Regions from separate parts of the Homo sapiens genome. Here region 2 is linked to region 1. Evidence: read pairs that join two places in POLR2A ChIA-PET (ENCODE). Cell type or tissue: A673. All regions are shown on one strand. Each heading gives the region's core, and the rest is flanking DNA. Links, peaks and the distances in the headings are about the cores only. Region 1 overlaps SOCS5 (suppressor of cytokine signaling 5). Region 2 overlaps LOC124906004 (a long non-coding RNA gene).

What was found. ChIA-PET counts read pairs that join two places held together with the same protein. Peaks named below come from ENCODE experiments on the same cell type or tissue, not always from the same donor. Only the 100,000 strongest peaks of a DNase experiment are listed, where the experiment ranks them.
Region 2: POLR2A ChIA-PET joins it to region 1 with 7 read pairs; 4 of 35 experiments call an interaction of 5 or more read pairs at or near these places.

The regions. Positions count from the first base shown.
Region 1 is chr2:46,751,787-46,757,165 of GRCh38, reverse strand. The region is part of intron 1 of SOCS5 (suppressor of cytokine signaling 5); the gene reads right to left. Among named protein-coding and RNA genes, the nearest start is that of SOCS5, 55 kb to the right of the region's middle. In A673, for the core only: no CTCF peak of the experiment used is centred there; no DNase peak of the experiment used is centred there; H3K27ac peaks cover 574 bases.
Region 2 is chr2:46,864,426-46,869,804 of GRCh38, reverse strand. The region is part of intron 1 of LOC124906004 (a long non-coding RNA gene); the gene reads right to left. Among named protein-coding and RNA genes, the nearest start is that of MCFD2-AS1, 32 kb to the left of the region's middle. In A673, for the core only: no CTCF peak of the experiment used is centred there; no DNase peak of the experiment used is centred there.

The DNA of each region.
Region 1 (5,379 bases), core at 163-5,162:
TTAGAATGAATTATAGGTCTTCCCATTAGTTTCTCACAGAAAAGGCTCTTGGACTAATGGAAACACAACACAGAAAATTAATGTCCATGATATTATAAAATGTACTTTCAGATGATTTAATTCTTTATTAAAAGCACACTGTCAGGCACATAGGAAGTTTGTACAGTAGTTGGTATATATTAGAATAAAATGTATTAGACAGAACTGTTAAATCTCAGTAAAGTCTATTTTAGAACACGGCCTCCTCTGTCTTGCAAAAATCTCTCTCGTAAGCATTTTTTATGAGGTTTACGCCATTTGAACTTCACGTGCCTTGTTATCATTTATTCTTCTTCTTAAATTAAGATTTCCGTTCCTTGCCCATAGTCCTGTTAATACAGTCGAATTCCTGCCGTATTCTTGGTGACTCCATTATCTTTGTAGATGTTCTCTTCCAATATCCTAGCCCCTTTCTAGCCTAGTTTCTTCTCATTTATTTTAAAATTAGTTTTTATTTTTACCTAATTCATATATTTGTAGTTTCAAGGTCAAATGTCACTACAAGACTCTTAACAAAAAACAGCACCACCCACCATGTGGCTACTAGAAAATTTAAAAGTAACATATGTGATTCAGGTTATATTTGTATTGAACATTACTGATGTAGAGCAAGGGCCAGCAAACCAAAGCCTGAAGGCCAAATCTGGCCTGTGGCCTGTTTTTTGAAGGGATCCCAGCTCAGAAAAATTTTTACATTTAAACATACACACACGAAGAACATCTGACAGAGACCACATGTAGTCTGCAAAGCCTAAAATATTTTCTATCTAGCCCCTTTCAGAAAAAGTTTACTGACCCTAATCCACCTATTTAAGATAAACCACATCACTCTAGACACTAGAAGAGCCATATTCAAGAAGTCCAAGAATTTAACTCTCTTCTCCGTGTTTATAAATTTTGTAGCTATCTAAAGATACTTCTCTGACATGCAAATTATACCCAAAAAATAACTTTTAAAAAGTGACCTAACCTAAAACCACTCATCTCCTTATATAGTTCTTTATAAGTTGTATGAATTAGTGTGATATGCAGAAAACATTTGTACTTGCCAGGGCACAAAATGCAGTTTCTAACACTGAACCCCCTGGTTCAGTTTCACAGAGCATGAAATTTAGTTATTTCTCTATTCTTATTCTGGAGCATGTTATCAGACTGCATCTTACTCCATGGAGAAAGATAGTTGATTTTTCTTGACATGTGAAATGTGATGTGGGCAGCTTTAATATTAGGAAGGAAAAAATACGGACAGTAATTCACAGACTAGTCGACATAACAATCAGGAAGGCATTTCAACTATCTTGGTATTAACAATGTCAGATTCGAAGTTCTTTTGTTTGTTTTGTTAAATTTTTAGAAATGTTTTTAAGATAGAGCTGAAACCCTTTGAGATCTAAATTACAACTCTACTACTTTATGGTTTTATATGAAATTATACAGGGCTAAAAAAAGCGTTAAATTTCAATTGCATTGATTCTAGAATAAAAGTTTATCATCCATTACAATCTCTTACATTTCTACACATGCTTAGCTGTTCTTAAAACTATCCAAAGCAAATTTCTAAAAAGTTATTCTTTCCTCGAAGGAATAATAATTTAAAACTGATTTTATAATGCTTTTGGAAGTTAAATAGCTTTTGTTGAAAAATTATATTTAACTGGATAAGCTACAAATTAGAATTATGGAAAATTAGGTCAAATTCTATCACTACATAAGTTTACATATATAAAAATGAAATAGTACAGTCAATGGTCCTTCTTAATGCCAACTAGTATCTATTACAAAATTTACACAAAACAAAATAATTGAAATAATTCCCAGGAGTTTATTTCAATGGGACTTAACCCATGCTTTATGAGAAATAAATTAAGTTTAACATGTTTTAAGAATACATTGAGAGAGAACTATTATACTTACCTAATTATGTTATATTGTTAAAATATACAGTTATAACATAACAGTTATATTCTTAATGCTGAATGCCATAAAGACGAAGAATGTGACAACTCAAATCCTTCCTCTTCTTCAGTCTATCTAGACTTCTCAGCTGTAACACCTTTCCAATAGAAAGTCCTTCAGTTACAGTAACAAAAATTGGGACAGGTAGACTGATTAAAAGTATTTCTGTATCAAATTCAGGCACAAGAGGCAGTTTAGGAGACAAGTTTTGATTGATATTTTGGTGGCATTTCAATAATTTTTAGAAAAAGATAATACGTTTGACAGTAAAACTGACCCAGAATTTCAGGAATGTGTGGCTGTCATAACTACAGCTTCTTAAAATAATCTAAGAATCCTCTGGCCTTTTAAAAATGATTTATTTTTAATTGTTATTTACACGTCATATTGTGACAGGATCTATTATTATCTAATTGGATGGCCATTTATCCTTTATACTGTTATTTAATATTAGGTTGAACCATATAAAATTGCTATTTTGTGGGTAAAAAATAAACATATAATTCAACCTTAGAGTTACACTATTACAGTGTACATGATATATTAATACAGTAGACCATGTACACTCAAAAAGAGGTGCAGTCCTCTAATCTAGTATACCCAGACACTTCCAGTTCCCAGCAGTGAGTTACACTTTTAGTTATGTTAGGTTCCAAACCTGTTCATGCCATTTATATTAGTGTAACTATGTGATTTAATTAAATGTCAACTAACCTAATGAAGTATGGAAGAGTGGGGAGTTTTATAAAGTTGAATGACTCTGAAATACTCAATAAAAGTGAAATACTTCTGCTGCTGAATTAGGTAGAGGCCAAGAAAATAGTTCAAAGAAATGGAAAAAATATTGTAAAGATCTATAAGGATTTTAAGCTAAGAATTCATCTGAAGAGCCTAAATTCTTGTTCTACTTAAAAAACCCAAACTGGAATCTTACATGATACATTATGGGCATGGCTTCCCCAATACAGACAATATGGATCTATAACTAGTAGACCTACTCTGAAAGAAAAGGCCTTGGCTCTTTCAGAGGTGTTTGAACCAGAGCAACCCCATCTTGAATAGGGGCTGGGAAAAATAAGGCTGAGACCTACTGGGCTGCATTCCTAGGGGGTTAGGCATTCTAAGTCACAGGATGAGACAGGAGGTTGGCACAAGATACAGGTCACAAAGACCCTTGATAAAACACAGATTGTGTTAAAGAAGCCAGTTAAAACCCACCAAAACCAGATGACAACCGAAGTGACCTCTGGTCGTCCTCACTGCTCATTATACATTAATTATAATGCATTAGGATGTTAAAAGACACTCCCACCAGCACCATGACAGCTTATAAATGCCACAGCAATGTCAGGAAGTTACCTTACATGGTCTGAAAAGGGGAGGAACCTTCAGTTCCAGGAATTGCCCACCCCTTTCCCGGAAAACTCATGAATAACCCACCCCTTGTTTAGCATATAATCAAGAAATACCATAAGTATACTCAGTCAAGCAGTCCATGCTGCTGCTCTGCCTATGGAGTAACCATTATTTTATTCCTGTGCTTTCTTAATAAACTTGCTTTCTCTTTTCTGTATTGACTCACCCTGAATTCTTTGTTGCGCAAGGTCCAAGAACCCTCTCTTGGGGTCTGGATCGAACCCCTTTCTGATAACAGCTTCTTAATCAAAAGACTGGCAAATGAACATAGTTATATTCTTAAAATTAGAATAAACTACTTAAGGTATGTATCCCTTCTATGATGTATTGCTTTATTAGACTTTACAGACAACTGGTTCTGACTGAATCAGATAAGCCTTCCTTAACAATCATAATTAAAATTTGTAGTAGTACCAGGATTGAGTAGCAAGTAACAAAGTCCTAAAGATAACAGGGAAACGTGACCTAGTTTCGGGGTTGGGGAGCAAGGAAGACTTTTCTGAGGAGGTGATGTTTCAAAATTTTATCCTGAAGGATAAGAAGAAATGAATCAGGACAATGTACTATAGGCAGAGGGAACAGCATTTGCAAAAGTCCTGAAGCAGAAATGAGCATGACATGAACAATGGCTGAAGTTAACACAACCCAGTGAGTGAAGGGAAGTGTGTCAAGATGAAGTTGGAGAGGTAAGCCTCATAATCCATGATAAGAGAGCAAGGGTGGATGCTGATATGGCACTGAAGACTACTGCAGGAGTCCAAGCAAGCACCTGACTAGGATGGTGATAGGAGAGATGGCTATGAGATGTTCAGATGTCAAATCTATAGGATTGAAGATCAATTGAAAATGGGAAATGAGGAGAGAGTGGTATTGAAAATGACACTAGGAGTCTTGCTTAGGCAAATGCATGAATAGAGATGCTGTTTCAGAGAGAAAACACGAAATAAAACAGTTTTGTCAGGTAGGGGTTTGAAGACAGTCAACAAATTGAATTTTTAAAATGTTGCTGTTGTGGCTGTCATGGAGATATGTAAGTAAATGATAATTAGTCCATTAGTATACATTCATACAGTGGAGCACTATATAGCAGAAATGATCAACTATAGCTACTTGTATCAATATAAAATGTAACACTCAAAACATAATGCTTAGAGAAAGAAATTATAAGAGATGAATATATCCATTATGAAACAATTTACCTTTTAAACAAGCAAACCCCCAAATATATTGTTTAGGTATACATACATATATAATAAAGATACAAAAGCAAGGGGATGTCAGCAAAGTTAGGATAATGGTTGCCTATTATGGGGAAGGGTAGAGAATTAGAAGAGGCACTCAGAGACTTCTAAAACAGCAGTCCCCAACCTTTTTGGCACCAGGGACTGGTTTCATGGAAGGTTTTAGGATGAAACTGTTCCACCTTATATCATCAGGCATTAGTTAAGAGTCTCATAAGGAACACGCAACCTAGATCCCCTGTGCGCAGTTCACAACAGGGCTGAATCCTATGAGCATCTAATGCTGCCGCTGACTAGACAGGAGGTAGAGCTCAGGTGGTAATACTCGCCGAAAAAAAAAAAAAAGAACAAAACACTGAACTAAATAGGTTTCTCTAATGTGGTACAGGGTTCAGCAAACATTTTCTCCAAAAGGCCAGGCAGTAAATGTTTTAGGTTTTGTGGGCCGTACAGTCTCTATGGCAACTACTGAACTCTGCCACTGTAGCCTGAATGCAGCCATAGGCAACATGCAAGTAAATAAGCATAGCTGCATGCCAATATAACCTTATTTATGGTCAGTGATACTTAAATTTCATATAATTTTCCCTTGTCACAAAATATTATTCTTCTGATTTTCATTAACCATTTAAAAACATAAAATCCATTCTTAGTTCATGGTGGGCTATACAACAACCAGTGGTGGGCCAGATTTTGCCCATACGCCATAGTTTGCCAACCCCTGATG
Region 2 (5,379 bases), core at 53-5,052, 110 kb before region 1:
AGTGCCCTGGAGTCCTGGGCTTAGGAGTTGGGGGAGGCCAGCCAGGCAAAGGGGCCCTGGGGGTCTGAGGCAGGCAGGTCAGCTGAGCAGGGCTTCAGGGTGCAGAGGGAGGGGCAAGATATGGGCACAGGCATGGAGTAGGGGCAAGGAAAGAGTAGGAGGGAAGAAGGGAGGGGGACTCTCCAGACAGCAGATGAGTGAATTGGGAGAGCTGAGGGTGAGGGTTAAAACGACAGCAAATGCAGGCCTCATCTGGTCTATAAACAAATAAAATTGGAGCCACAGTGGGGCACAAACAATGTCCTGGAGACAGAACAAGTCGCCACATGCCCTGAGTGAGGCTGGAAGAGGGTGGGCTTCGGAGCTGCTCCTGGCAGACGCCTTGCTGGGCCACAGTGTCAGAGACTCAGAACATGTGCTAAGTTCCAAAGAAGAAGAAAATCCCCTAGCCCATGGGCTGCCTGGAGTTGGGGACGCTGGAAGGGGGAGAGAAGGACCTCCTCAAACTCGGGCAGGCTCTGACCTTCAGTGAGGACTCAGGAGTCTGCAGGGACACTGTCCAGGAGGCACACAGGGAGCTTGGCCTAGGAGGCCAGAAACGGGGGGTTCAGGTCTGGCCCTGCTCCTGCCTGTGAGGGACCTTGGGTAGTTCACAGCCTCTCTAAGCCTCATTGGTGACATGGGCACATGGACTATAACTATTGCTATTATCAGAATTACTCTCATCAGTAGAGAGCCTTCCGGGGAGCCCTGCTCAGGCATCTGGGCTCCTTCTGGCCTCTGTGGGCAGGACCACCCCTGACACCCCTGACACCCCTGTCTACAGCAGGGCTTCTCAACCTTGGCACTGGTGACATTTTGGGCTGGAGGCTTCTTTGTTTTGAGGGCTGTCCTGTGCATTTCAGGAAGCAGAATCCCCAGCTTCTACCCATTAGATGCCAGTAGCACCCCATCATGAAAACCAAAATCCTCTCAAGACTTTGTCAAAGGTGCCCCCTGTTGAGAGCCATGGGTCTAAAGGGAAGATAGGTGAAGATGAGCCACAGGACAGATGAGCCAAGGGGCTGCACTGGCAGATCCTGGGGTGGGTCCCTTCATCTCTCCCAGGTCCTCAGTTTCCTGCTTCTTATTATGGGAAACAGAACTCTGGGCCTCCAAGACAGAAGGAGAGATGCTGTTTGGAACCTGGAAGCTGTTTTAGGTCGGGTTGGGTGGGCTGAGGGACCACTAACTATCCCATCAGGAGAGCGCTAGGAAGGAGGCGTGTGGTCAGGGACACCTGTGTGCTTTGCTCCCACGTGCCGCTCCGCCTCATTCCTGGTGCTCCTCTTGTCTTCATTTCAGTTCAGACCCTTGCAGTTTTCCTCTGTACTATGCTGTTTCGTAACGACGTGCCTTTGCACATTCTATTTCCTCTGCCTAGAGAAGTTTACGTGCCTTGTCAATCTGTCGAACTCTTATTCATTCTTCAAAATCCAACCTAGGAACCATCTCCTCTATGAAACCATCCCTGACCTCCCTGATGGAGTGAATTTTTCCCTTCATGGACCTTGTCTCTTGCCCTTCTCTCTCGAACTCCTGGCCTCGAGCAATCCTCCCGCCTCAGCATCTCAAAGTGCTGGGATTACAGGCATGAGCCATCATGCCCAGCCCTGCGCTTCTCTCAGTAAGGTTTCATTGCCTGTCTATTCTACTAGACTCAGAATTCCTGGAGGGAAGTTCCTCGAGTTCAGTGACACTCAGCACAGAGCCAGGCATGCTGATCGGCCCAGTCAGTATTTGTCGAGTTGAACATAATTCAGAGGCAGAGGGAGATTCAGCCCATTAGGAAGGCCGACGCCTCTGCCAAGGTAGGCTCTGACTCGCTGCGGGAGGAAGACTGCCCTTTCTCACCACAGGGACTTGTAGGACACCCCAATCTAAACTAATGTAGGAACCACAACAAGCTGTTCATGGGGCACCAGCTGGTCCCAAAAGTGGAATTCTAGAACCTTAAAATTGCAAGGGGGCTCTGAGGGCCAACCTTCTTTACAGGCAAGGAATCTGAGTCCCAAAGAAGTGACAGGCCCTGCCCTAGCACACCTAGGTAGTTAGTGACTCAACCGGAACAAGAATGTAGGTCCCTGCAATCCCAGCTTGGGGCTTAGGCTGCCTCAGAAAGCAAGCTGGGCCAGGAGCAGTGGCTCACACGTGTAATCCCAGCACTTCGGGAGGCCAGCGCAGGTGGATCACCTGAGGTCAGGAATTCGAGACCAGCCTGGCCAACATGGCGAAACTCCATCTCTACTAAAAATACAAAAATTAGCTGGGCATGGTGGCGGACACCTGTAATTCCAGCTACTTGGGAGGCTGAGGCAGGAGAATCTCTGGAACCCAGGAGGCGGAGGTTGCAGTAAGCCAAGATCGCTCCATTGCACTCCAGCCTGGGCGACAAGAGCCAAACTCCGTCTCAAAAAAAAAAAAAAAAGCTGACCCCTCCAAGGTGTAGCCCTGAGTCTGAGGAGCTACGAGGTAGGAATCAGCCTCACACATCTGCACAGTGGGAACAGCAGCACCTGCTTCCGAAGGAGTCGGTAAATGTCATGAGGCACAACGACAGCACACAGTAGGTCTTCACTAAGGTGAGGTCCCCCCGCCACCCCCACTTCCTGCTCCTCCCAAGAAGGTGCCAGCACTGAGAGCCATTGTACAGTTCAGAATCAGGAAGTTTGTCACAGGCGAGGAGCCAGGTTTTACAACAGGAACTGCTGTTTCCTGAGAACGCGGTGTTCCCAGAGGTCAGCCCTCCCCACCTCTCTCTCCTCAGATCCCATTCAGCCCCACTCCATCCCCACACAGAGTCACCCATTACTGTATGTTCAATGTGTGCTCTCAAATTTGCAGCCCCAGCCACAACCTCCCTCCCGAGGACCCGGCCCACATTCCCCCCGGCCAGCTGGACTTTGGCCTTGGCTATCACATCCTCACCCTAAAGACCGAAGGCCTGAAACCAGGCTCTGGTCTGCTATGGGACACATGGGTGGTTTGTCAGGAGCTGCTTCTAGCCCTTCCCTGCCACCCTGGGATCACTAGACTTGTCTACAGAACATGAAAGGATTGGATCTGAGTCTAGGTGCTTTGCTAGCTCCATGGGGCACAAGACATAGCTGTCTCTCCTGCTCTGTGCTCCTCCTCCCCATAATCTGCCCTCCAACCTCCAGCTTCTTATCTTTCTTGGACTTGTCACCCTTACAAAATTAAATGCTTTTAGGGTCAGTGGCCACATGCCAGGGAAGTGGGTCTTTCAACTGCACACTCCCAAGGGCCAAAGACACAACCTTTTCATCTCCAAAGGCTCAAGGACACCACTCACCCTCCTGTTTCTTTCTTTCTTTCTTTTCTTTTAAAATTTCTTTTCTTTTTTCAGTAGCTGCCACTGTCCACTCCAGGTGTCATGGTGATATGGAGATGGCTTTAGATGCATATTCCATCAGACGACCCAGAAGTACTCAAATCTTTCCTAACCCCTCAATCCATTACAAAAAACGTAAAGCAAAGTAATAGGATACCTTGTTGCCAGCTGGGGCTTTGACCCCCTGCGCCAACCTAGGAAGCAATGCTGTGGCCACCTTTCTCCTCAGCTTGTCAGGCCCCATAGCCTTGCGCCAAAGAACCTCTTTCTCCTATGGCCACACCTGAGTCTTAGGTGAGCAAAGGCCAGCACTAAGAAGCAGCAGGTGCCTCGATGTGTGGGCCTTCGTGGCCCAGGTGGCCTGCCAGGAAAAAGACTCAGGTTCACGCTGTCTGAACGGGAGTGGGCTTGCAGCAGGGGAAGAAGAAGGTGCGAGAAAGACATGTCTCGGGCTACTTGGAAACAGGTGGGGGAGGAACATCAACAGAGAAGCACCTGCTGTAAGGGAGAGCAGCCCCTGGGCTTTTCCTCCCTGCACTCTGCAAAGTGGATGAGGGCTGGGGAGCCAGCCCCAGGCTCAGCACTGCCCTGGCAGAGCAGGAAAGGGGCCACGCCCATGTGCACTGGGGTTTTTAAACAGGCACGGTGACCCCACCCACTAGTGCAGTGACCCAGTGGATATCTGAATTGGCCCAGGAAGACAGTGAGAAGGTACAGAGAGACATTTTTTCCTGCAGAAGGCCACAGCAGCACTCCCTGCCCTAATGGGCCTGGCTTGCTTCCACGTGGTGACTTTGAAGGCTATTCTCCTTTAACAGGTTCCCCCAAATCTTGATGGAGAATCAGGTAGCAGACAACATACGTCACAGATGCAGGAGGTTGGGAGGGTTCTGCAGACCCCAGCTTGTTTCCTTAGAGAAGGCCCAGGATGCCTGGTGACCTCTGGAATCCTGGCATTGTGTCCTACTTGGTGATGCCCCCTTCCCACACCTCAGAGTATTCCTGATTCCCACAAATTCCTCAAAAAAAATGACTCACATAAAATGAATTTGCAAGCAGTTGGCATAGTGAAAAAGGGTGGGCTCTTGACTCAGATCTGGGTTGCAATTTCCACTTTCCTGATACCTAGCAGTGAGACCCTGGACAGGTTCCTAGCTCCCGCAGCCTGCGTTTGCTCATCCCAGGGGATGGGGATGTTATCTTCCTGGTGATTGTGAGGATCACTGTGGAGACAACCTGTAGAGTGTCCAGGTTGCTCTGTGAGATGCTCCATAAGTGGTAATGAGCAGTTACTCCAGATTTAAAAAGGAACTCAGATAGTAGTAATAAAAACCAACATAGGGAGAGTACGCATTTTATGCCAGACACTAAACTAAGGACTTAAATTGAATCTTATTTAACACTCAAAATAGCTCTATGGGGTAGATACTATCTATTATGAACTGAGTGTTTCTGTTCCTGAAAATTCATGTTGAAACCCTAACCCCCAATGTGATGGTATTGGGAGGTGGGGCCTTTGGGAGGTGATTGAGTCATGAAGGTGGAGCCCTTGTGAATGGGGTTAGTGCCCTTATAAAAGGAGGCCAGAGATCTAGCTAGTTCTTTTTCCACTGTGTGAGGACACAGAGAAGTTGGCAGTCTGCAACCTGGAAGAGGCCCTCATCAGAACCTGCCCATGCATGAAACACCCCGATCTTGAACTTCTACCCTCCAGAACTGTGAGAAATAAATGCTTGTTGTGTAAACCACCCAGTCGATGGTACTCTGTGATAGCAACCTGAAATACGATTTCCATGTTACAAAAGGAATTTGGGACACAGAGAGGTAAAGAACTGGTTCAAGAGCAGAGTGAAGACTTGAACCCAGAAATACTGACTCCAGAGTGGCCATTTTAGGAAGAGGTAGCAAGAAGGGGCAGAAATGAAGTTGGAGAACTAATCAAACATGGCCCACAAGTTTGTCTGTTCTTAAGGATGGGATCCCCACTG